Regions from separate parts of the Homo sapiens genome. Here all the other regions are linked to region 1. Evidence: chromatin loops called from intact Hi-C (ENCODE). Cell type or tissue: endothelial cell of umbilical vein. All regions are shown on one strand.

Region 1 (8,000 bases):
ATTCCCCCCTATTTTGTTTTTACACAAACTGTAGCAGATGGTACACACTGCTCTGTACCTTATTTTTTTTTCCTTAACTGTAGACCTTGGGGGTCTTTCCATATCAATACACAGAGCAGATCTTCTTTATTATTTTAACAGCTACAGAATATTCCATTGTATGCATGTGCCATCAATGTCACTGCTGACTCTTTAGGTTGTTTATAATCCTATGCTGTTATAAACAAAGCTGCACTTATTCCAGTGTCTTAAAATAACTTCATGACTAGCTGATTTTTAGAGTGAACATGAGGTAAGCCTGCAGAAATTCCACATGGATGGAGACACCTCTTTCAAGAAGTCCAGGTGTACAGGGAAACAGATAAATAGGGAACCAGCAAAGGAGATGCGAGGTTAAGAAGGGGCATTATAAAGATGGGTGATGCTTCAAGCAAAGAAGTATAACAAGGGGCCTTTCAAGAAAGGGTATGGGGGGTGAGGGTGGAGGCAGCAAGGAAAAGCCTCTAAGAAGGTGATATTTTAGCAGGTATGAAACGATGACTTAAAACAGTGTGAGATCCTATGTTGGGTGCTGCGGGAACATCAGGATGGATGGACAGACACTGGCCTTCTGGAAGGTTCAACTCCAGCAGGGAAGCTGTGCTGTTTCACAAATTGGCTGCAATATTGTTAGAAAGTGGTTGATTCTCGGCCGGGCGTGGTGGCTCACGCCTGTAATCCCAGCACTTTGGGAGGCCGTGGCTGGTGGATCACCTGAGGTCAGGAGTTTGAGACCAGCCTGACCAACATGGTGAAACCCCGTCTCTACTAGAAATACAAAAACATTAGCTGGGTGTAGTGGCGGGAGCCTGTAATTCCAGCTACTTGGGAGGCTGAGGCAGGAGAATCACTTGAACCCGGGAGGCGGAGGTTGCAGTGAGCCAAGATCATGCCATTGCACTCCAGCCTGGGCGACAAGAGTGAGACTCCGTCTCAAAAAAAAAAAAAAAAAAAAAAAAAAAAAAAAAAAAAAAAAAAAAAAAAAAAAAAAAAAAGAAAAAGGAAAAAAGAAAAAAAAGAAAAGAAAAGAAAATGGTTGATTGTCTTAGAGGTACAGGATCTACAAACTTCCCACTGTGGTCCCTGCTGGTGAAGTGTGCTCAGAGTTCCAGAAGTTCCCTGAGTTCCTGATAAGACAGGAAGCTAGGGGAGAGGAGAATATTTTGCCTGAAATGTTAAGATTTTTTTCCCCCATAGGGATTCAATGACACGCATGCCCTGGAAGGTTTCAAAAATTGGAAATAAATAAAAATTCCAAGAAGAATTTATATTCCTGATGGCTATGCTGATGGTCTTGTAAATTGTATATTTAATCAAAGACACTCAAATGTCTTTTTTTTAACTATTGAAGAGCTATTTAAATGTCAACATAAGTGATTCCCTCCCAAATAGTGCTGTTTATACATTACTTCCCCTAATAGACCATAATGATTCATAAGGAGGCATTTCTCGCCTCTAAATTGTAGGCCTATTGAAATATAAATTAAGATGATAAATAATTTGACCTTACCTGAGAGTACTAAGTATTTACATGTGTCAAATACGAAATTACCCTGAACATCATGGTCCCTAAAAAGGCAGCCTTCCTCTCCCGGGTGAATTCATTAAATGAAACGGGTTTATAAATTTCTCTTAGAGTGTGGAAGAGAGAGAGAACACACAAAAGAACGGGCCCGGGGACCCGGCCGTCCCCGCCCTCCAGCTTTCCCATGAGGCCCGGGGGGCCGCGGAACCCACTCCCCGGCGGGGAGAGGCGGGTGCAGACCGCCCCCGCGCGCTTCCCGCGCTCCCCTCTCCCCCTCCTTCTGCGACGCCGCAGGAGTTTCAAAACATGGAGTTTCCACAGGAACTTTGCCAGGCCGAGCTCGCAGCCCTCCCGGGCTCCCGCAGCGGGATTCGCCGAGTCGGCGGCGCCGCGCGGCCTCCCCGCCCCCCACGCCCTCCGGGGAGCCGCTGACCCGGCGGCCTCGGGCAGCTCCGCAAAACCGCTCGGTGGCTGTAGAACCTGGGGAGGCGCGGGGGCTCCGGGGCTCCGCACCCCCGCCGACCCCGTCCGGGCCCCGGAGGGTGGCAGCCTGGCGCCCTCCGCGGGGCCGGCGCCGAGTCCGTCCGCCGGCTCTGTTGGCTTGGCTCCGCCGCCCGGGGCCGGGGCCGAGGAGCGGAGGTCGCCGGCCATGGCGAGCGAGGCTGGGTACCTGGCCGCCCGCTCTGGAGTTTTGTTTTGAAGCCCGGCGTGGGGGAGGGGCAGCACCTCATCAAGGAGAAATTTCCTGTTCGCAAGCAAGACTCCGCTTGCAGAGTTTCTGTCCTGCCCTTGACCTGACAAGTGGATCTCGGCTGCGCGGGTCCCCGAGAGTCGAGCCAGCCGCGCCAGGAGCGCGCGGGGGTGGGGGTGGGGGCACCCGCGCCGAGGACCGGGGAGCCCGGCTGAGCGGGGCCGACGCCTGCCCTCCCGGTTCCCGGGCGCACCCGGGAGCGCAGAGCCGAGCGGTGACTAATCTGCGGCTCCGGGCCTCTTGGCGCGCAGCCCGGGTTCGCCTCCCGCCCCCTCGTCTCTCCTCCTCCCCGCCGCCCTCCCAGCCCAGCAGCGCAGCGCTCCGCCGAGCGAATCGTGCGGGCCAGGGCCGCCGCCGCCGCCGCGTTCCCGGGAGTGTGGGAAGCGGGTCGAGGCGGGTGGCTCGGGAGCCGTCTCCAGTCGGCCTCCTTCGACCCGGGACCGAATGTGCATGTGTTACCTTCCCCTTAAGCACTTTGATCAGCGTTTTCTCCTCGCAGCCGAGGAGCCAGAGCGAACCGGGGCTTTTAACCCCCTGCGTGCCGGCTCCACCGTGGGCTGAGGGAAGAGGGTGCCGCAGGGAGATTGGTCGATACAGGGTGCGATCAGTTTGGTTTAGCAAGCCTGAGCCAGGAGGAGCCCGGCCGGATCCGAGGAGCTTGCCCAAGCGCGGGACGCTCTCCTGTGGAGAGCAGGCCGCTGAGGCCCGAGGCGACTCGTTAATGTTCAAGCTCTCCCAGGGGCAGCGCTGTAACGCGACCTGCCTGGCCAGGCAAGGTGCGGGCTTGAAAGGCCCGGCGGGCGGAGGCTTCTGGAGGGGCCCGGGAGGCCATGGCGGGACCCGCCTTCACGCACCCGGTTCGTTGGCGCGTGGGTGGCTCCTAACCCCGGTGGAGGCTTTGCGCTCGCCTCGCGGACTCGGCTCTGGCCGCCGCTCCCTCCCCTGGTCCAGGCCTCGCTTGGGAGTTAATGATTGATTTACTGGCTCCGCGCGGCCGGCGCCCTCCCAGCTATTTGTCCAAGCTGAGGAGTTGCTGGCGAGCAGCGCAGTAGGCCAAGAGAGCGGGGGTCGCCGGGGAAGGGAAGCCACGCTGCCGACGGGAAGGAGAGGCCACTAGATTAGCTCCCACTTGGCGGCTCTAGCTGTGTCGGGGCAAACCCTCAGGAAGCCGGGCCCGGGCGAAGGGAGCATTGGGAAGCTCCACATGTAAATGGGTTGGCAGCTGGCGATTAGGCCGCCCGATTTTATGAGTCATAATGGGCCTCCCGCCTGGCCCTCAACCTGCTCGCTGTGGATCCGGCGCGCTTGGGGCCCAAGTGGTGGACCATTCCGGCCGCGCAGAGGGACATGCTTCTGGGGGCCCAGGCCGCCGAAGGAGTTGAGAAGGACTTTCTCTCCTTTCTTGTAGAAGGCAACACAAACACCCTAAATCAAACCGCTCCGACAATCGAAGGCTCCACACAGACACATCAATAAGGATTTCGCCTCCCGCGTATGAACGCACAGAAACACTTGTCCTATTTTTATGCAAATGACACCACACAAATAGATCTCGCAGGCCCGGGAGAGGGGCGGGAGGAGGAGGGGCGCCGCCACCCCAGCCAGGGGGCTGTGAGAGGGGAGGGGCGCCAAACCCGCACCCCAGGGCCCGCGCCGGCTCGGGCGCAGCGGGGCTGGCACTGGTCAGGAGGCCCGCCCCGCGGGCAGTGGCTCCCTGCCAGCGCCGCCAAGTCGGCCGCGTCCCCAGGCTGCCTGCAGAGGCGGATTAGGGAAGGAGCGAAGCGAGCCTGTGACTAATCGCGGGGCCTCGGACCGGAGCACCAAGGCCATGTGCGACTGACAGGACCGACACTAGCAGAGGACACGGCGACGCCTCGCTTAATTGCAGGCTTAAAAAATTGCCGCCTGAGCAGCTCTGGCGCGGAGAGCCACGGCTTGCGCGTCGAGCTAGGGAGCGCGCGCGCTTGGGTGGGGGCGGGGGTTCCTGCTCTCTCGCTCCAAGGTTGGAACGTTTGGCGTCTCCTGGACCGAGGGACCTGGCCCTTGCGTCCCCCACTCTGCTGGGTCGCCCCGCCCCGCGTGCCGACCAAGTGTGGCTGAGCCCGCCAGGAGAGTACGATCCAGCCTCCAGGGCTAGGTTTCTGACCCGACCCTTTCCCCCTAAATCCGACGTTTCCCCGCTTTCGCCCTAGATCCTATACGGGAGGGGGCTGTGCAGTTGGGGGTGACAGATTCCAACAAATCCTTAAAATAAAAACCACACGCACGAAAGAAACACTTTCTCTTCCCTCCCCTTCTTCACCGACTGATACAAAGCCCCGAATGACCAAAGGGAAAGAGGTAAGTCGGGGCTGCAGGGAGCAAGGTCATCGAGTGCCAAAACCTCGGGGCTCACAGACACGCACTCTGAGTTCTTCACCCCTGGTCACAGTCTCTGTGGCCCAGACCTTCCTGGAGCACTGGGGCCTCTCGGGGGCGAAGGGAGAAGCGTCGGGAGGCCGGCGGCTCTGTGTTGGGGAGGGGGAGTGGGAGGGAGCGGAGAACCCAGCGAGAGAAGTTTCCACCACGCTCTGGCCGGCTACTGCCAAAATCCCCGGACCCCTCCCCGCCTGCACCGCCTTCCGTTGCCACCACAAGTTTGGTTTAACGAGAGCTCGGGACAAAAGCAAACGTTTTCTATAGACCCCGAAAACAAAGGGGAAAGAGACGCGCGGGGCCGCGGAGAAGCGGCTGCTAGCGTAATGGTGCCAGGCCGAAAGCAGAGCATTAAAACTGCAAAAGCCGCGCGGGCGGGAGGAAGTGCGAGGCGGGAGGCGGGAGCGCGGGGAGGGCGGGAGGCGGGAGCGCGGGCGGGGGAGGGGCGCTGCGCCATGTTTCCGTGTCACCCGCCGAGTCGTCGGCGCTGGGCTCGGCCGCCGGCTCCCGCCTGCCTCCGTAACAGCAGAAAGCGTGCGATTAGCAGCCAGACAGGCGGGGACTCCGGGCCCGCGGGGCCGCCGCACACGCCGCCCGCGGCCCGAGCCCGCGCCCCCCGCCCGCCGGGTAATCATCCTCCTCGCTGCAGCGCTGTGTGCACTCTCATTAGAGTAGGGAGGCTTTTCTCTGTGCACTCGCTCGGCTCCCGCTGGCAAAACAACGCCTTCCCGGGCCGGGCCCTGGGCCAGGAGAGTCGGGGAGGGTGGGACGGAGGTGGGGGGTGGGTGAGGCAGGGCAAGCCTTGCAGGTCAGCTCCGCCGCCGGATCTCCTCCGGACACGGAGGAGACGGGGAGCGTCCATTGGCCCTTCCCTAGGTGGAGTGGCAAAGTCCGAGCCCCGCAGCCGACCCTACGTCCCTACGTGGAGGGGGGCGGGTGGAGTACCGGTGCCGCCATGACCTACTCCCGTCCCCCGCCGGAGGCTAGAGTAGGGCTGAGGGGGAGATGAGTGTGTCTGGTTTGGAGAGCGGGGGCGGACACTGGGAAGGCTCCCAAAACAGGTTTTGCCCCATCTGTTTTATGAACGACCTCTTCAGGCCAGAAGCCGGATCCCAGGGGTGGCGGCCCTTCGACCTTCGAAAGGAGACCCGGGCCCCCAGCAGGCCCTCTGGCTTCGCGCTCTGTCGCCTGCAGTGGGTGGGAGATGGGGGTGGCCGAGGCTTGGCTGCTCCTGGCCCTGAGCTTCGGAGCCCTATTTTCTCCTCCGCGATCTCTGCACACAACAGTAGGCAGCCTCTCACAGCAGCACGCGCCCAGCTGCAGGGCCTGGGAGCAGGTGTTCCTGCCCGGCCGGAGTGGCGGCTCCGCGCCCCTCCGGTCCCAGCTGCGGAGCTGCGAGCGGTGCGGGGGGGCGTGCTTATGGTGGTAGCAGAGGGACAGGGACATCTCATCGGACCGCAGGAAGGGTCCTCTCGGCTTACACCGGGATACCGCAGGGCCCGGGTGGTCGCCTGGGGCGAGGAGGGATCAGGGGTGACGCGCGGCCAGCCCTCGTCTGGAACAGCCCTGGGGCCAGCGGAGGCCGCTCGGGGCGGCGCGAGGGCTTCCGGTCCCCGTGACTGCGGCGGCGGCGGCGGGGCGGCCGCGAGGAGCACCCTCCCCTGGCTGCTGCCGCCGCGCGGCTCTCGGAACGGCGCCCCAGGAGCCTCTCTGCGTCTGGCAGCGCCGCTTTCGGCTTGCGCTGGGATGGGGGCCGCAGGGTGGTCTCGGCCCAGCCCCCACGGGGAGGGGCGGGGAGGCGGGGTCCGGAGACCCCGCGGGAACGGCCGCGCGCCTCCCAGCACCCCCTCCTCGCCGCCGCCGCCGCTGCTGCTGATATGGCGGGCACGTGAAGCGCAGCTTGGCGCCCCGGCGCCAGCCAGGGAGCGGCCTGCCCCGCCGACTCAGCTTACCCGCGGGCCCAGGAACGCGGAACCGAGCCTGGCCGGGCTCCGCGGAGCCCGCACCTCCGCCCGCAGCTCGCTGCGGCCCCGCACCCTCTCCCCGCCTGAGCCCGGCCTTGGGGCCGCGCCAGGCGGCTCGCCCGAGGGGAACTCGGGCTGACTAATGGGACGCGTGTGGGCCTTACGTGAGGCCCGGCTGTCAGCGGATACCCGCTTGCTCGGAGCTTAGACCGCGGCCAAGCTTTTCGGGGAAGGGCGAGAGGAGGGGTTTCCCCGCTGGGCGGTTTCAGCTCCCCAGGGACAATCCGTCCGCGGCAGGCCCCAACCTTTGGATCTTGCAGCCTGGCTTGGAGACGGTAGACTTGGCATGTGCCGGACGCCACGGTGCCGACCCGGTCGGGGGCAGGGGGTGGGAGCCTCGGGGTTGTGAGCTGGGGGTGGGCAGAGGCTAGGTCAGCTTGGTCTGGGGCGCCCGCCTTGAGGTTTGCATTCTGGGGCTAGCCACTGGGCCGGGGGGAATTTGCAGGGCGCTCTGAGGTCGTGGAGTCTGATACCAAAACCTTCCTCGACAAAGTCTTCCGGAAACCCCTTCGCGAAATTCCTGTGCGGAAAGAAGGATTTCTAAAACTCCCCGAGGGTCCGGTTCGGCTGGGAGCTTTCGGGTTCTAGGGAGTGTGATTTCCTTTCTCTCCCTTTATAGGGGCCTATAAATATCAGAAGAGTTTCTTCTTATTTCGCATTAACAACCACTTCATGTTGACATAGTTATATGACCCTCCCAAGTATAACTACCTGTTTAGTTTGAAGGCACTGAGTGCGATGGCGAAACACAAACATCGACCAGTAACTAAGAGAAGGAAAACCCAGCCGCGAGCTTGGGTTGGATACAGGATAAATCCTCATCACGCATCCCTGGTTTTATTCAGCCTAATTGCACTAGTAATCCTGCCCCCCGCGAGAAAGCCTGAAATCCTGCAGTCGAGGTGCGACTTTTCCTGGGGAGCCCCGCCAATGGGGGGTGGGTTGTCAGTGGAGGGGAGGTGGGTTTTAAATGTCACTTCCAAATGAAAATCTTTCTTTCTTTTCTTTTTCTCTTTTTCTTTTTTGATCCAGTTTTCGAAAAGAGCATTTTTGCGAGATAAGAAGTGACCGATCAAAATCGCTAAGGGGAGGTTGTAAGCAGCCGCTTTGCCCCAGCTTAGCGTTATCTTATCTCTCACACTTGCATGGCGGAAAAAAAAATTGGCTTATCTTTATCCCCACCCCCTTCTCGCCTTAATTGCTAAAAAACACTAGTGTGTTAAACCGGGAGGAAGGAGGTCTCTGG
Region 2 (8,000 bases), 350 kb after region 1:
CTTCTGTCTAGGATGGGACTAGGCTGGCCTGGGGGCTGGGGCGAGGGTAGGGGGCCTAGGGCGTCCTTGCAGAGAGGCAGAAAGCCCCTCTGCTTGCTCGTCTTCACCCTCACGGCAGGCCTGGCTGCAGACTTGTTTGCTTTCAGTCCTGTGAGCTTTTTCCTCATACACACAGCTGACTGATTTTCTTCTCAGAGTGTGTGTGTGTGTGTGTGTGTGTGTGTGTGTGTTTGTGTGTGGTGTGTGGTGTGGGTGGTGGGGGGTTGTCTGTGAATGAGAAAGAAGTAAATAAAATACCTCAGGCGGGTGGGTCTCTGTCCTGTGTGCCCAGGCTGCCAGCCTGGCACCTGCCCAAGGTCTCTGGGCAAAGCCCTGGTCCACGGAGGAGCGGGGCTGTCTGGAGGGTGCCGGGGGAGGTGAAGGTGTCTCTGAGTCTGTGACCTTACCATCTAGGCTCTTGGGTGACTCCCCGAGGTGGCTGGCTGGTTTTGGTGAGCTCCGAAGCTGAGGAGGCTGCCGGGGCTGCCTGGGGCTGCCTCCCGCCTCTCTGCCACATTCTTTTTCTCAGACAAACAGATTCCTTTGCTCACTGGAACAGCCGAGCTGGAGGAGCAGCTGTGAAAACAAACACGCGGCAGCTGACTGGAGGGCTGCGGGCTGTTTTCTGGGGGCTGCCTGGGCCCACAACTCCCTTTCTCCCTTCCAGCCACAGTGGGTGCCCTGGCTCCAACCCAGGAAGGGGAGGGTGGCCCCGTACTTTTGCTGCCTGGGAGTGGGCCAGCCCTGCTCCCTGGGTTTTCCTCACAAACGCCATCCTCAGGTGGTTCTTGGCAGGCCTGGCGCCTCTTTGAGCCCCCTGACCGGCTGTGACTGTCTCCAGCCAAACCTGGAGAGAAAATATTTAGAGAAGGGGCCCCTCTCCCCTACTGAACACAGTCAGCTTTCAGTGCATTCGGAGTGGTCCTGGGCCGCCCTCCTGAGACACCCTGGGGTGCCTTGGGTGGGGTGGTGCTCCTCTGAAAGGAGCACAGTAGGCCCTGGCAGAGTTTCAGACCCTCCCTGAGTCTGTGGGCCACGTGGACAGCATATCACAGCTCTGATTCTATTCTACAGCGAGTGATGAACCATTTGCATATTGGAACTGGAAAAGACCCCTCAGAGGTGAGGAAACCGAGATCCAGATGGCGGCGGGGGCCCACAGCCTGTTAGAATATTCTGTCTTCTCCCCTTCTTGGTGTAGCACACTCAGCCCAGGGTTACACAGCGTGGGATTATCAGCCAGGGCGCCAAGGCCCCAGCCAACAGCTCGCAGCTCTGCAACTGGCACGCGTCTTCCATCTGGGTGCAGCTCTTCCAGCACCCGGCCACGTGATGAGCAGGAGCCTAGCCAGGGATGACCTGCCCTGAACCTGAGCATACCCAGCCAGGGATGCTGAGTTGTCCCCAGGTGATCCCCTTGCAGTCATCAGTCCTTGGGCCTGGGCTGACCCTGGAGGCCATTGCTTCAGCCAGGCGGCTCTCAGCAGCTGAGACAGACCCTGATGTGGTTGAGAGCTGAGAGGCCGGGTGGCAGATCACAGTGTCACCATAGGTAATGGTGGTGATGTCATTACTCTAAGCTTGTGAGCACTTTGGAAGCAGGACTTTGACTGTGTGGCTCACCTGTCTCCCTGGTCCCCCACTGGTGCCTGACACCCACTAGGTGCTTACGGATTGTCTGTGGGAGGATAGGGTCATCCAAGCCCTCAGCTCCAAGCCTCCTTAGGAAATGTGCTCTGCTTCTAAGTTGGCAAGAGGATGGCCCTTTCATAGATTCTCAGGGCTAGAGAGAGAATTTCACAGGGAGCAGGAGTCATTTTTGGCAGTATTTTTTAAAAAATTAATAGAGACGCTACGTTGCCCAGGCTGGTCTTAGACTCCTGGCCTCAAGTGATCCTCCAGCCTCAGCCTCCCCAAATCCTGGGATTATAAGCGTGAGCCACTACGCCTGGCTCTTGGCAGTATTTTTATTGGACTTCAGTATTTCCCATGGATGTCAGAGCTTCGATAAACGGCAGCCAGTGCTCACGAATGAAGACATTGCTCAGCTTTGGTCAAATTAGATTGTGTTTGAATCCACAAAGAGGAAATAGGGTTGCAAGCCAGGCATTGTGTGGAGAGAAAAGGGTTTCCTACATTCCTTTAATTCCTACTCAGTGTATCAAGAGGGATGGGAAGAGGCATCAGGAGAGGCTGTTCCTCCGGTCTGGGAGGACTGTGGAAAGATGGAGCTGGAGCTGGGGGAAGCAATGTGATCTACTCTGGGATCTGCCCCGAGGGAGGGAAGTATGTTGGAGAGGGGAGGGGGCATGCCTCAGGCAGTGGTATGTTTGCTCCCGGTTGTAGGGAGGGTTGGGAGAGGACACAGTATGAAGGCGGCACCCCGCATTCATCCAGTGGACTCTGCTTAAGAAAAACTCAATGAGTGGCATGGTGTGGTAAGCAGAGCTGACCTTAGTTCCTTGGGTTTGGCGATGGTGCCCCTGTGTGGGGATGGTGGAAAGTAGGTGTGTCGAGGCCCCGTGGGCCTGGGTCACCGTCCAGATGGCGGACATCACAGTCTTCAAGGGGAAGCACAGCTGGCCTGTCTGGGTGATGGGGATGACAGTGCATGCACCCAGAGTTGGGCCAGGAGTTGTCCAGCCTCAGACTTTAGTCAGGGAGAGCCATCTGCACCTCAGCAGTTACCATTCAGGGGCAGCCTAGACCAGCCACTCCACTGCAATGAGACCTGATTTCTCTGCCTGTGTAAGGTCTCATGCCCCTTTGCTGTTCAAAGTGTGCTCTGAGGCCCAGCAGCCTTGGCATCACCCAAGAGCTTGGTAGGAGTGCACAATCTCAGGCCTGCCCCCAGACCTGCTAAATCAGCATGTGCACTTTTCACAAGCTCCCCAGGGGACTTGTTTGCACATTAAAGTTTGAGAAACACTGACATAAGTTCTATTCCCTTCCTCCATACACCTAAACTCCATCTTGTAGAAGAGAGGGGTGGTGGGGTGGGAATCTGGGAGAGCCTGGGCATTTGCCTAAAAGGACCATTTAAACAATTGTACTGCACTTAGTCTACTCTGTACAACTAAAATGTCATCACCCCACCCTGCCTTGCTATGCTCGACCAAGAATGGATCCTCCATAGACAAAGTAAAGAAATGAGATCTTCTTTTGCACATGTGACTGTAGTGTGAGTAGATTCGTGAGTTGGCTATGTGCAAAAGAAGAGAGTATGGCTGAGGGCAAAGGCATGCAGCCAGTTAGTGATAGAGGTGGCTAGAATTAGAACCCATATGCTTTTTTTTTTTTTTTTGAGACAGAGTTTTGCTCTTGTTGCCCAGGCTGGAGTGCAATGGCGTGACCTTGACTCACTGTAATCTCTGCCTCCCAGGTTCAAGTGATTCTCCTGCCTCAGCCTCCTGAGTAGCTGGGATTACAGGCATCTGCCACCATGCCCAGATAATTTTTGTATTTTTAGTAGAGACAGGGTTTCACTATGTTGATCAGGCTGGTCTCGAACTCCTGACCTCAGGTAATCCACCCGCCTTGGTCTCCCAGAGTGCTGGGATTACAGGCATGAGCCACCGTGCCCGGCCAGAACCCATCTGCTTTGACCTTGACTTTTTGCCGCCGCTACTTGAAGTGTGCTCGGTGGGTGAGTGCCAGTCCACAGCTGTCTGGCACCTGTCCTCAGTGAGCTAAGTACAGAAACTGGGAGCAAGTGTTTAGAAACTTTTATAGCAAGTCAACAGAGTATGTGTGTGTTTGTTAAATCTAACCGTAGAGGTTTGGGCTTGTGTTTTATGTTGTGTTTTTTTCTGCTTCATTTTTCCAGCAAATCATTTTTATTGTACTTTACAGAAGTATCTGTCCATAACGGATTGGAATTAATTAACAAACAAACACAAACAAGACTGGTCCTACATCCGTAGCTTCTTTGAGAAACAATGCTTTTGGCCGTGCCATTTCAAGTCAAGAAGAGAGATTCTGAAAAATATGAAAACATCTAAGGCTTGCCCCAGTCTGGGCAAAACGCATGAGCACTCACGCCTGAGGGGCCGGACTAACTTGGAAGGCATGGGTTATCATTTCTTTGTGTCCTCAGATTTCCCAGTGTCCACCCTGCCATAGGGAAGTCGGGGGGCAGGCATTCGTGGGGGACCTGGGGCTAAGTCATCCCATCTCCTGGCGCCCCAGTTTCCTCTCCTGCAACTGGGTCACCGGCAAGTGGGTCAGAGGTGCAGTTCTTCCCTGATGTGGCTGCTGCCTGCTCCGAAGAAGCAGATCTTTGTCAGCCTCCAGAGCTGCAGAAGGACACTATCTTGGGCATGAATATCCCACAGCAGCAGTGCTTTTCTTCTCTCTCCGCCGGACCTGGCTCATTCTTGTCTGGCAGAGGAACAAGCGATTTCTTTTTATGAGCCTGCAAACCTCCAGCCTCCCAGCCTCCCAGCTGGCTGGGTGCCAGGGCTGGGCCTGACACACAGGCTGACGTCCCCACCCAGACCCATGGTCCTGGCTGCTCCGAATTCTGGAGCGTCTGAGTCACCATGCCTGAGCCGGCGGCGTCTCCATGAAAGAGTTCAGAAGAATAAAGGAACAGGCTCTCCTATGGGCCTGCTGATAGCAATCTATCAGCATGACTACATTTTGGCCTCCTTTTTTTGCTGCCTCTAATCCAGCAAAGCAGGCTGTGGGTGTCTGATGGTGAACTGCCTAGCAGGGGAGGGAGTCCATCAGAGTTCCCTTCCCAAAGGCGATCGTGTGGGGAGTGTAAACCTCCCTCTGTCCTTCCCCCACAGTACTGTTGGTTTCTGCGCATGATGGAGTAGGGTGGGAGAAGGAGGCTTTTCTGGCTCGTTTGTCCGGGATCCTGAGACTACCCGGCCTCCACTGAGACGTGTGCAGGCCAGAGGGGCACCATCCACCTGCAAGACTACGGTGTCTGGAGGCGCTTGGCTGATTAGCCCTGCGGCTGGCCCCCAGTTTAATGAGCGTGGCGCCTGGTGTGCAGCTCAACCCCTGCTTGTTTAGACAGCCTTGCTGGCTGTGCCACGTGTCCCCTGCACCAGGCCGAGGAGGGGCAGCCCCCTGAGAAAGCCTGTTCCTTTATTCTTTCAGAACTGAGCCCCGGCTGCCCCGGCTTGGGTCAAAAGGCCTGCTGGGGCCTGGAGAGTCTTATTTCCTGAGGGGCTGAGGCCGGCCAAGGGGGCAACAGACAGTGGGGGACACTCGTGGATACAGGTGACAGGGCAGCAGGGGCTGCAGCCAATCTCTCCCTTCCCTGACCAGCCTCCCGGAGCTGAGTGCTGGCCGCATTGCTCTGGCCTCCCTGGGATTTCACATTTGATCGCTTTTCAGTGTGGCTGCAAAGGAAGGCTGCAGGAGCCATTTGGTGGGCACTGGCTGGGTCCGTTGTTAGCAGCATGGTGGGGGACAGAGTGGCTTTCCTAAGATGGAAAGCCTGTTGGTCCTGATTTCTGTACACTCTAAGGCCTTGGCCCTGTCTCCTCCTAGCACGGCACCCTAGGCCATCCTTGGTCCTACCTCTCCTGATGCTGCCCCTCCCCCAATATTTATGCTCCACCCGGCAGCCAGAGTGGACTTTATTTTTATTTATTTATTTATTTATTTTGAGATGGTGTCTCACTCGGTAGCGCAGGCTGGAGTGTAGTGGCATGATCTTGGGTCACTGTAACCTCTGCCTTCTGGGTTCAAGAGATTCTCCTGCCTCAGCCTTTTGAGTAGCTGGGATTACAGGCACCCACCACCACACCTGGCTAATTTTTTATATTTTTAGTAGAGATGGGGTTTCACCATGTTGGCCAGGCTGGTCTTGAACTCCTAACCTCAGGTGATCCACCTGCCTCGGCCTCCCAAAGTGCTGGGATTACAGGCATGAGCCACTGTGCCCAGCCTTAATTTTTATTTTGTAAACTTTTGATTTTGAAATAATTACAGACTTGAAAACTTGCAAAAGGAGTGCCAAGACTTCCTGAATCTACTTTCCTCAGATTCCCCCAATGTTAACATTTTTACCAATTTTTGTGTGCTTTCTCCACACACACACATTTCTGTTTTCCCTGAAGCTTTTGAGATTAAATTTTAGACATGATGCTCCTTGAACCCTGAAATATTTCAGGGTGCATTTCCTAAAAACAAAAACAACAAGGATGTTCTCTTAAATAACCACAGTACGGTTTATCAAAATTGGGAAATATACACAGATATTTACACAGATGTTACCTGATCCCCAGATCTTATTCAAATCCTGTCAGTTGCTCCACTAATGTCCTTCAAAACAAAAGAAAAGAAATATTTCTCTGGTTCAGGATCCAATTCAGAATTGCACACTGTAATCTGTTGTTGTGTGCCTGTTGTGTAATCTGTTGTTGTGTGTCCTATAATCCAGCATAGTCCCTTAGTCTATCCTTGTCTTTCATGACATGAACACTTCTGAAGAATAAGGGCTGGCGATTTCATAGACTGACCCTTAGTTGGGCTTTGTCTGATGTCTCTCGTGATCAGATTCAGATACTGCATGTTTCGCAGGAATGCCACTCAAGTGATGGGTGTCCTCCATGCATCGTATCAGGAGGCACGTGATGCCCATTTGTTCCATTACCGGTAATGTTAACATTGATCACTTGGCTAAGGTGGTGTTGGCCTGCTCTCTTCACTATGTTATTATTTTTCCCTTTAAAACTAATAGTATCTTATGGCTAGAGCAATTTTTTTTTTAAATGGCAATCTGATGACGTCACCTCCTTTCCTAACCCCAGCTGAAATCCTAACTCCTTATCTTGGTGTGCCCAGCCCTATGTGATCTGGCACCTGCTGAGCTCTGTGATGTCATCTCCTATCACATTCTTCACTCCCCCTCCTCCCACCCGGTTGGGGAACTCCAGGCACATTGGCCTTCCTGCTCTTTCTAGAACATACCTCTCTCATTCCAGCCTCAGGGCCTTTGTACTAGCTCTTCTCTTGGCCTTGAATGCTCTTCCTCCAATAATCACATGCTGGCTTCTTTGTGTCCTCCCAATCTCAGCTTACATTTCACCAGAGGGAGCTCCCCAGGCACTCCACCACAGCACCCTGGTTTGGTTCTTAGCATAGGACTTTCTACCAATTGACATTTGTACATTTATTTGTTCTTTGTCCATCTCCCGCAGAAGAAGAAAGCAGGGACCCCATGTACCTCGCTCAGTGCTGCGACTAGGTCCACAGTTGCGGAATGAATATTGATCAAAAATTTGCTGAATGAATGCAAGATGAAGGATTGCTCAGTAACGCGTTGCAAGCTGGGATCCTAACCCGGAAGTCTTGGAGTCCTGCCAGATTGTCTATGTTGGCTGCAGTGCAGCTCTGCTGGGCTTGTACTCAAACAGGGCAGATGGCAGCAGAGTAGCTAAGGGCTTCCTGCATGACTCTATTAAGGGGAGATGGAGGAAACAAGAAGTAATGATGAGATGGGGTAGGAAAGTGAAGGTGCCTTTGAGCCCTAAAGTACGGATCCTTCCCACGATATCTTCCTTCCTCCTTTCTTTCTTCCCTTCCTTCCTCCCTCCCTCCTTTCATCTCCCATCCTTCTGCCCTGTGTCACTGACCATGAAGTGAAGATGGCCTGGGGTCTTCTTTCTCCCCCAGTCCTTCTGTCTTTGTTTCTTTCAGGGAATGTGTTAGTCAGCTCTGGTTGCTATAACAAAAAATGGCAGACTGGGTGGCTTAAACAACAGTAATTTTTTTTTTTTTTTTTTTGAGACTGAGTCTTGCTCTGTCACCCAGGCTGGAGTGCAGTGGCGCAATCTCAGCTCACTTCAAGCTCCGCCTCCTGGGTTCACGCCATTCTCCTGCCCCAGCCTCCCCAGTAGCTGGGACTACAGGTGCCTGCCACCACGCCCGGCTAATTTTTTGTATTTTTAGTAGAGGCGGGGTTTCACTGTGTTAGCAAGGATGGTCTCAATCTCCTG
Region 3 (8,000 bases), 290 kb after region 1:
TGGAGGAATGTGTCCCCCAACCTTTCTAGAAGACAATAAATCTGTGAATTCTTCTCATTGGCAGGGCTGAAGGTTCATGGGACTGAGGCCAGCACCCAGTGGTGGCCTGGGCTGTAGAACTTCAGAAACAGCTAGTGCTACCCCTGTAGGCTAATTGTTTTTTCCAGAACCAAACTTTACTTGGCAGCACTAGGCTATAGCTCCATGGGCAGGGGTTTTGGGAACGGTGCCTTTGGTCATAGGGTATCAGGGTTATCTACAAACCCTCCTGTTTCTGGGAAACCAGCCTGAAGTCCTCATGCCCTCTGCAGCCAGAGGCCACTGGGCGCTGTGGTTCTGCCAGCTTTGGGGTGAGCAGAGGCAGAGACAATGGGGGAGAAACTCTATGAGGACAATGCCTGCCCAGCCTGAAACATCGCTAACAGATGGAAGGATGCAAACAGCAGCATGCCAAGCCTTCAGAGAGCTGGGAGCTCTGCCTGTGATTCAGGGAAGCTCTGATTCAGAGCTCTGAGCGCGTTGTCGCCCGGTGTCCTCAGGATGAAAGGCCTGCTTGGGGGGCTCCTCTAGTCCATCCCTCCCGGCTCCACCACCTCAAACTCTGCCTTCCAGCAGCAATTTCTTCCAGTTCTCCGGGCTTTGCGAGGCTTTTGCTGGGGCTGTACCCTCAAGCCTAAAACCCTCTGACTCCTAAAACTATCTGACTCCTACAACTATCTGACTCCTACTCATCCTTTCGCTTTCAGCTTAAGCTCCAGGAAGTATGGGCAACCCCCACAGTAAACAAAGCCAAACGTTTTCTTTATCTGGAGCCTTTACTATGCTAATGTACATTGTGAATCTTCCGGAGGTTGGTGGGTGGGGGGCAGTGGAGAGGCCGCCAATCTTTCCAGAAGTATTTGGCCCCAAGAGGCCTCCTACCCCCACGTCTATTAACCCTCTCCCAGAACGAGGTGAGGAGGAGGAGCTTGGGAAATGCTCCTCCAAGAGAAGCAGAGCGGAGGCAAAACCCCTCTTGTGGGGAGGTACAGTCCCTTCTGCCCTCCTGTACCCTGCGGATAAACTTACCCCCTGGAAGGAGAAACCAGAATAGCAGCCCAATCTCTTCTTAATGCAGCTGCAGGGTCAGATCCAAGTTTGGGGGCCTAAAAGTTACGTGAATTTTGGGGCCTTCTTGAAGAAAAACAGTGCAGAGGTACAAATGATAACTGCTAGGACCCTACCAGGGCCTTGGAAGGGGACTGTGCGAGTCAAGGCCCTGAACTTTAAGCTTTATTAGCCTCGAGGTAAAATCCACACCTGTGCAGAGGCTTAATTCTGGACATAGGTGTAGCTAAGACACATCCCTCTCCACATCACGTTTAGGTCAACTGGACGGTCTTGGATGGCCCTCCTTTGACTCTGGTATATCTCTGCCAGGCTCCGGCTGGCCTGCCTGCCTCTAGGCCCACAGCCAGCCTGTGGTTTGTTCTACTGGGCCAGCCATGCAGGTGAGTGGTCTCTGGCACATCCTCTTCAAGCCAGCAGACTGGTAGGGGCAGCACCATATTGGCCGGGCAGATCTATTTGCCCTCCCCTCACCCCATCCACTTTCTGTGCCCAGGAGGCTGATCCTTGATCCTTGGGGACTGGATCCCTTGGGCTGCCTTGACCACTGGCTTCTGGTTGGCTTGGCCAATGGGAGGCAGGTAGGAGGAGTCAGAGGTTGGGTATTTATTTCCACAGCTGGGCTGCCCTTTTGGTGGTGGCTGCGTTCCTCGTCCCATAGCAGCCCTCACCTACAGCTCTTTCCAGGTTCTGCTAACAGCCCCCACTCCTGGCTCCCTCAGTCCAGGGAGTGGTGGCAGCTTCCCATTGTTGCTAGTCCCAGGGTACTTCCCTATCCCTTGTGGTTTCTGTAATCTGCCCACAACTCTGTAAATAGTCCCTTTACAAACTCTTGTCAGTTAACCCTCTTGCTGAGTCTGCCATCCATTGCTACTGGGGCCCTGACTCACAGCACAAGTGGTACCCATGGGCAGTCCCTAAGTCATCCCACCAATCACAGACAAGATATCCTGAGTTCCCCACTGGTCAATTTGAATATGCAAATGTTAGGCATCTGTCCCTGGGGGTAAGCTTTCCACAGCAGTCTAGACCCTGGCGGTGGACTCCCTGATTCACCTATCTGCACTGTGGCACTTAGCACTAAACTGTGTGGGCTCCTCCTTCCTCAGTGTTCAGATTAGGTTATGGGAAGAACATAACCCCTTCCTCCCCCAACTTTCTGTGTTGTTTTGGGTGAGAGCGGACATTATAATTTTGGGGAATGTGATAGAACTGCCCAGAGTACATGAAATCAGCCACATAAATTATTGAACTTAAATGATGATTCTGGTGATGTGCTAGTAAATGTTTAACAACTGGCTCCCTGCCCCCCAAGCCCTGACTTGTAGTATCTGCTGATTTCCATGATGCAAATACTCCCACCACAGCCAGTCTCAAGCTGCCCACGTGATGGTGCTGACCATGGAGTTGAAAAGACACGGACACAGCATTACATAGTATTTCTTTCTTTTTTCTTTTTTTTTTTGACACAGAGTCTCACCCTCTCACCCAGGCTGGAGTGCAATGGTGTGGTCTCAGCTCACTACAACCTCCGCCTCCCGGGTTCAAGCGATTCGCCTGCCTCAGCCTCCAGAGTAGCTGGGACTACAGGTGCCCGCCACCACACCTGGCTAATTTTTGTATTTTTAGTAGAGAGGGGGTTTCATTATGTTGGCCAGGCTGGTCTCGAACTCCTGACCTCGTGATCCACCTGCCTCAGCTTTCCAAAGTGCTGTGATTACAGGTGTGAGCCACCATGCCCTGCCTTTTACATAGTATTTCTACCACACAGTCATGAAAGGGTAAATAACCTCATGAGAGTAAATAATAGTAAACTGTAGCAAAGCAGTCAGGAAGGTGTGAGTTTTCAGTATTTATTACCTTTGTTTTTAATATGACTTACTCCATTTTAAATTTTAATTATTTTAATTATAATTCTATTTTTTATTTTACTTCTTTTAATTTTTATTAATGGCTATGCTTAGTAACCAATTGGCAAAAATTCCTGAAAATTTGATGATCTGATCTCACAAACCAGTACCCTTTGGCTCCAGCACACCATGGAAGGGTTCTACTGGCTCTGTGGCAATGGAAAGAAAAATTAGTTTTCAAGAGAGAAAACAAAAACAAAGAAAAGCTACGAGTATTTCAATTGCGCCATCTTGTGGCGCCACCTAACAGTACTATGCCCCCATGACCTGAACTCCCCCCCATTTTGGTCATGCTGTGTCTCTATCTGGGGTGCCCAAACATCCTGGTTTGCCTGGAACACCTCCTTATTTATGCCTACTACCCTGGTTTAACGATAAAAACACCCCTTTTACTTTCTCAAAAGTGTCCTAGTTTGAACAATAAATGATATGGTTACCTAACCTATACCCCAGTAGACTATAACTAGCTTGAGGGTAGGGACTGTCTTGTTTACCATTGCATCCCTCAGACCACGGAGGCATTCAACTGATATTTGTGAAAAGAGCAGTGAAAGTTAAGGCTATAGAAACAGTTTCCCTGCCTTGTTGGTTACACTGATAACCACTGGGATTTGGAAATCTTTACGCTGTGCAGAGATTTTTAGTGTAATGTGATTGGCCCTGTAATCCCTGACCCCGGCGTCCCTGTGCACAAAAAGCCAGGCTGATAGACGTCAGAGCCTCGTCTCCCAGGGAGCGTGCGGCAGCCAGAGGGTGTTGGTCTGGCCATCTGGTGCAGGAACAGTCGAGCCGTGTGGGAGCCCAGCTGGCACGGGAATCCTTGGCTGTCCCCGGCAAACAGCATGGGGAGGAGAGCTGTGGGATCAATAGTAATTTCCTTCAGAAGAACGGCGATGTAGTGCAGTTGGCAATGGCATTGGGCTTTCCCTGGCACGGAGGCTTCTAAATGTGCTTGGCCCTCTTAGCTAGGAAGTGGACTTACAGCAGAACACTGGACAGGGAAGGGAACAAGGACAGGACTTTCTTGGCCTGAGCCCAAGAGAGGTTGCCAGGTTGGCTGTGGGAGCAAGCTTTCTCTGTGCTTGTATGTCATCGGCAGAAACAACGTAGACACTTTGAGTCACTGATAGAGAGGAAATTGTGGAAGCTGGAACATTCCCGTGGGCCTGCTGGCACCTCCCATGCAACATCCATCTACTCAGCACCTAGGGGAGGCTTCTTTGTGCCAGGAACAGGTGGTAAAGGTGATCTCCATTTCTCACTGTCTAGAGATGGAGGGTAAGGAGTTATCTGACATTTCTGAAGCAGGGCCATCATTGCGGATGGAAATAGTGGCGAGTCTAGGGGCTCAGGGAGTGGCTAGGAGTTCAGAAAGAATGGGTCAAGCTTGAGCTGCCAACTGAAGGATGAGCAGGAGTTTTGTTGGATGGGATGGTGGATTCAGGAGCACACCATATAACTACCCCCTTCAAAGGTTTGGGTGGGGACCGCTGCCCACTTGGAATTGTCCTTAGCTGATAGGAGCTGGCTGAGCTGCCTTGTCCAAGGGAGCGCCCTGCCACCTTCCGGGAGGGCAACTCATTCAATGACTGGTTTATAGGCGGGGGAGACTATGCAAGGACTTACCCCTTTGCCTCAATTTAGGACATCTCTGAAGGGCCATCCCAGCCCCAGAACTTGCCTTGGAGTTGACTGAGGCCTCTGTTGCAACTGCACTGTAGTTCAGCTTCTCCCTCTGCCCCATCCTGCAGCCCTTTCTCCCTCACAGGCATTGTTCCTGACAGCAGCCTCCAATCAGGATCCTATACACCAGTCACCATCTCAGGGTCCATCTCGCACAAAGCCCAGCATAAGCCAGGGAGGGAGGGGTAGCTCTTCTCGGGGAGACAAACAGTGTGCAAACTGTGGCCTGGAGGGTGGGCAAGCTGGCCAGGAGGGAGTGTCCATTCCTGTGGACCAAGCACAGGATTAAAAAAAAAAATCCTAAGAAGCAGATTCTTAATTCCTAAATTTTGGTGGTCAGGGAAGATTCATGGCATAAAGGTCTTGCGTTCCTGTGATTGTGACTGAGGTGTGACCTGTGGCATTTCTTAATATAATTTATATGTTCCTGCATCAGGTCAAGTTTTCCCCCAGCCTACTTTCTTAAGTTGCTCCTGTGTCCCAGTTTGGGCTGGAAAAGTGAGGAAGGGCAAGCGCTTTGGAAGCAGGTAGGCATGTGTTCGTGTCCCTCACTTACTGGTGGTAGAACTATGGGCAGATTCCTTTACCCTTCCGAGCCTGTTTCCTCCCCACCTCACCTCATGTGAGATGGGGATAATGAGATAATGCCTATAAACACATAGCACGGGGCCAGGCATGTAGTAAGCACTCAACAAATACCTTTATTTTCATTCCTGCCATTTTTGCTTCCTTTGCTCAAATTTGCACTCCTTTATCAGAGATGCTTGGTGAGGCCGGGTGCAGTGGCTCACACCTGTAATCCCAGGACTTTGGGGGGCTGAGGCAGGTGGATCACTTGAGCTTAGGAGTTGGAGACCAACCTGGCCAACATGGCAAAACCCCATCTCTATGAAAAATACAAAAATTAGCTGGGTGTGGTGGCACGCACCTGTAATCCCAGCTAGGATTACAAGGCAGGAGAATAGCTTGAACCCGGGAGGCGGAGGTTGCAGTGAGATCACGCTGCTGCACTCCAGCCTGGGCAACAGAGCAAGAGTCCGTCTCAAAAAAAAAAAAAAAAAAAAAAAGGAATGCTTGGTGAGTATCCATTTGGTGTGTGGGTAGGGGGAGGTGGGGGAAAGTGGCCGTGCAGTGGGGAGTGTTGATGGTTTTGATAGTTTTGATAGGAGCAGGATATATAAACAGACCTTCACTTGAGTCCTTTAGAGATTCAGTCTAAAGCTATCCCACATATGGGGCGGCTTAACAGAAGACACAAACTTGCCTTCATCTCCTCCATTTATCAGAGGGGGAAACTGAGGTCTGGAGGGGAACTGATGCCTACAGTTACCAAGTGACATCTGGAGACCCTGAACCCCGGTCTTCCAGTGCCCCAGCCCTTGGCTCACCTGGTCTCCCCAGAAGGGAGAGAAGAAGGCAACCGCTTTGGGGTGAGAGCAGAGCTGCCTCCTGGAGCCTCAAGCGCCAGCCTCTGCTCCTGTTTGTTCCCAAGCTCACCAGAAGGGCACCTCCCTCCTCCCCACTGATGTCAGCCGATGACGTCTGGGCTGCATTCAGGCCATGCTGTCATTTGTCCCATGCTCATTCAGCTGATTAAAAGTCATCAATTGTTTTTTAAGCCACCAGCAGGCGAGCCACCAGGCGCCATTTGTTATTGCTCGGCCATGCTGTGAGATGCTGTTTAAACTCACTGAGCAAAGCTTTCGGAAACCAGAGGCCAAAAGCATTTTTGGAGGAAAGAAAATAGGAGAGAAATGAGTGGGCCCACATCTTTGCCAGAAGGAACAATCAGGCCATGCAGGCGAGGAGCTGGTCCCCCTTTTAGCAGCTCCCACGCAATTCTTTTCAGGGGCCTTTCTCTTGGGGCCAGAGCTGCAGGGAGCCCCCTTCATTTCTCTCCCTTCCGAAATAATCTCCACTGTGGCTAACATTCATTTGGGGAATTTTTTTTTTTAACCTAGTCTCCCTACCTCCAAGTTATCCTCTTGCTTTTTGGCTAGATTAGTGTTCCTACAACACTTCTCCATGCCACTCCTGCTCAACCACCTTCAATGGCTCCTCATTGCCTGTGGAATGAAGATTAAAGCTGTTGCCTGGCATTCGAGTTCTCCACAGTGTGGCTCAGGTCCCTACCTCTGACCTTCCTTGTCACTATACTTTAGCCAAATCACACTTTTCAGCTCCCAGACATGATCCTTGCTCAGCTGTCTTTGTTCACAATGTTCCTTTTATTTGAAATGATGTACTACTTCCCCAGCCCCGGCTCTCAGCATTTTGAACCCCAAGGATCTTCCGATGAGTGTTTTGGAAACTTTGTCCTGGTGTCTTTATGGAGGCCACAGGTCCATATCCTCTTTGTCCCCTTTCAGTCACATGTGCAGTAGACACTATTGATGCCTCACCCATGTCACCTTGTGCTTACCATTTCTGTGCACACAGCTGCCAGCACCTGTATCCCTGTGCCTGGAGCCTGTTTCTGACCACTTGAGCCTTCTCTGTCAAGCAGAAGGTGCCAGGGGGTTAATGCTCCCTGGGAGCAGCCCTCAACCAATGACTGATGGGAGCTGGTGGATAAATACCCCAGCTCCCTCACTCCATGGATGGAATATTCCCAAGTAATTGTTCTGTGCCAGCTCTCAGATCCCCAGTGGGACTGTGCCCCAGTTGCCCACAGCAGTAACCTGCTCATTGGCTACCTTCCCTTCCCTGCCTCCTTCCAGATATACTACTTGTACTTAGACCCTTATCTCAGGGTCGGCTACTGAGGAACCCAAACGCAGACATGTCACTTTGTTTGTTCTGGTCCTTCGTCCTGCTGGACTAGCCCCAGATCCCCTGTAGGTCCCAAAATGGTGCCTGGCCCATAGCAGGTACCTCATAGTAGGTACCAGTAAATGTTGAATGACTTGAATCTGTATTAGAAAATCCTCTAAATGAAATATAAGCAAAACCTGTTTTTCTGTGGATTGTTCTCTCTGCCTGCATATGCCAGGGCCATTCCCACTTCTGTGCTTTAGCCCTGCCACCCCCTGCCTGGTCCTTTCCTATGGAAATCTGTAAGACTTAGCTTTAGCCAGGCACGGTGGCTCATGGCTGTAATCCCAGGGACTTGGGAGGCTAAGGCGGGAAGATTGCTTGAGGCCAGGAGACCAGCCTGGGTAGATAACATGGTGAGACCCAGTCTCTACAAGAAATTTTAAAAATTAGCTGGGCATGGTACTATGTGCCTGTAGTCCCAGCTACTAGGGAGGCTGTGGCAGAAGGATTTCTTGAGCCCAGGAGTTTGAGGCTGCAGTGAGC

What was found. Peaks named below come from ENCODE experiments on the same cell type or tissue, not always from the same donor. Only the 100,000 strongest peaks of a DNase experiment are listed, where the experiment ranks them.
Region 2: a loop joins it to region 1, with 2.7 times the contacts of the local background. A loop is called at or near these places in 5 of 110 quality-filtered maps.
Region 3: it touches region 1 in a loop (4-fold over the local background); 37 of 110 quality-filtered maps call a loop at or near these places.

Annotation. Positions count from the first base shown.
Region 1 is chrX:40,103,702-40,111,701 of GRCh38, reverse strand. LOC107985687 (translation initiation factor IF-2-like) reads left to right here and starts at 5,216. Exons shown (of 1, transcript NR_171574.1): 1 at 5,216-8,000. It also overlaps a transcript of BCOR not described here. RefSeq lists silencers at 2,464-2,513, 5,072-5,131, 5,142-5,311, 5,552-5,661, 6,242-6,491 and 1 more, a cis regulatory region at 4,266-4,281 and enhancers at 4,202-4,346, 3,820-4,576, 5,762-5,811. In endothelial cell of umbilical vein, no CTCF peak of the experiment used is centred here; DNase peaks (open chromatin) are centred at 2,571, 3,041 and 3,431; H3K4me3 peaks cover 4,121 bases; H3K27ac peaks cover 3,907 bases.
Region 2 is chrX:39,752,373-39,760,372 of GRCh38, reverse strand. It overlaps LOC105373178 (a long non-coding RNA gene), which reads right to left and starts at 536. Exons shown (of 3, transcript XR_949026.2): 1 at 447-536. RefSeq lists enhancers at 4,733-5,682, 6,528-7,727. In endothelial cell of umbilical vein, no CTCF peak of the experiment used is centred here; DNase peaks (open chromatin) are centred at 552, 2,182, 4,472, 6,872 and 1 weaker place; H3K27ac peaks cover 6,502 bases.
Region 3 is chrX:39,809,840-39,817,839 of GRCh38, reverse strand. No RefSeq gene overlaps it. Among named protein-coding and RNA genes, the nearest start is that of MIR1587, 24 kb to the left of the region's middle. RefSeq lists enhancers at 1-243, 244-1,159, 3,125-3,184. In endothelial cell of umbilical vein, a CTCF peak has its summit at 3,274 (motif pointing left); no DNase peak of the experiment used is centred here; H3K27ac peaks cover 537 bases.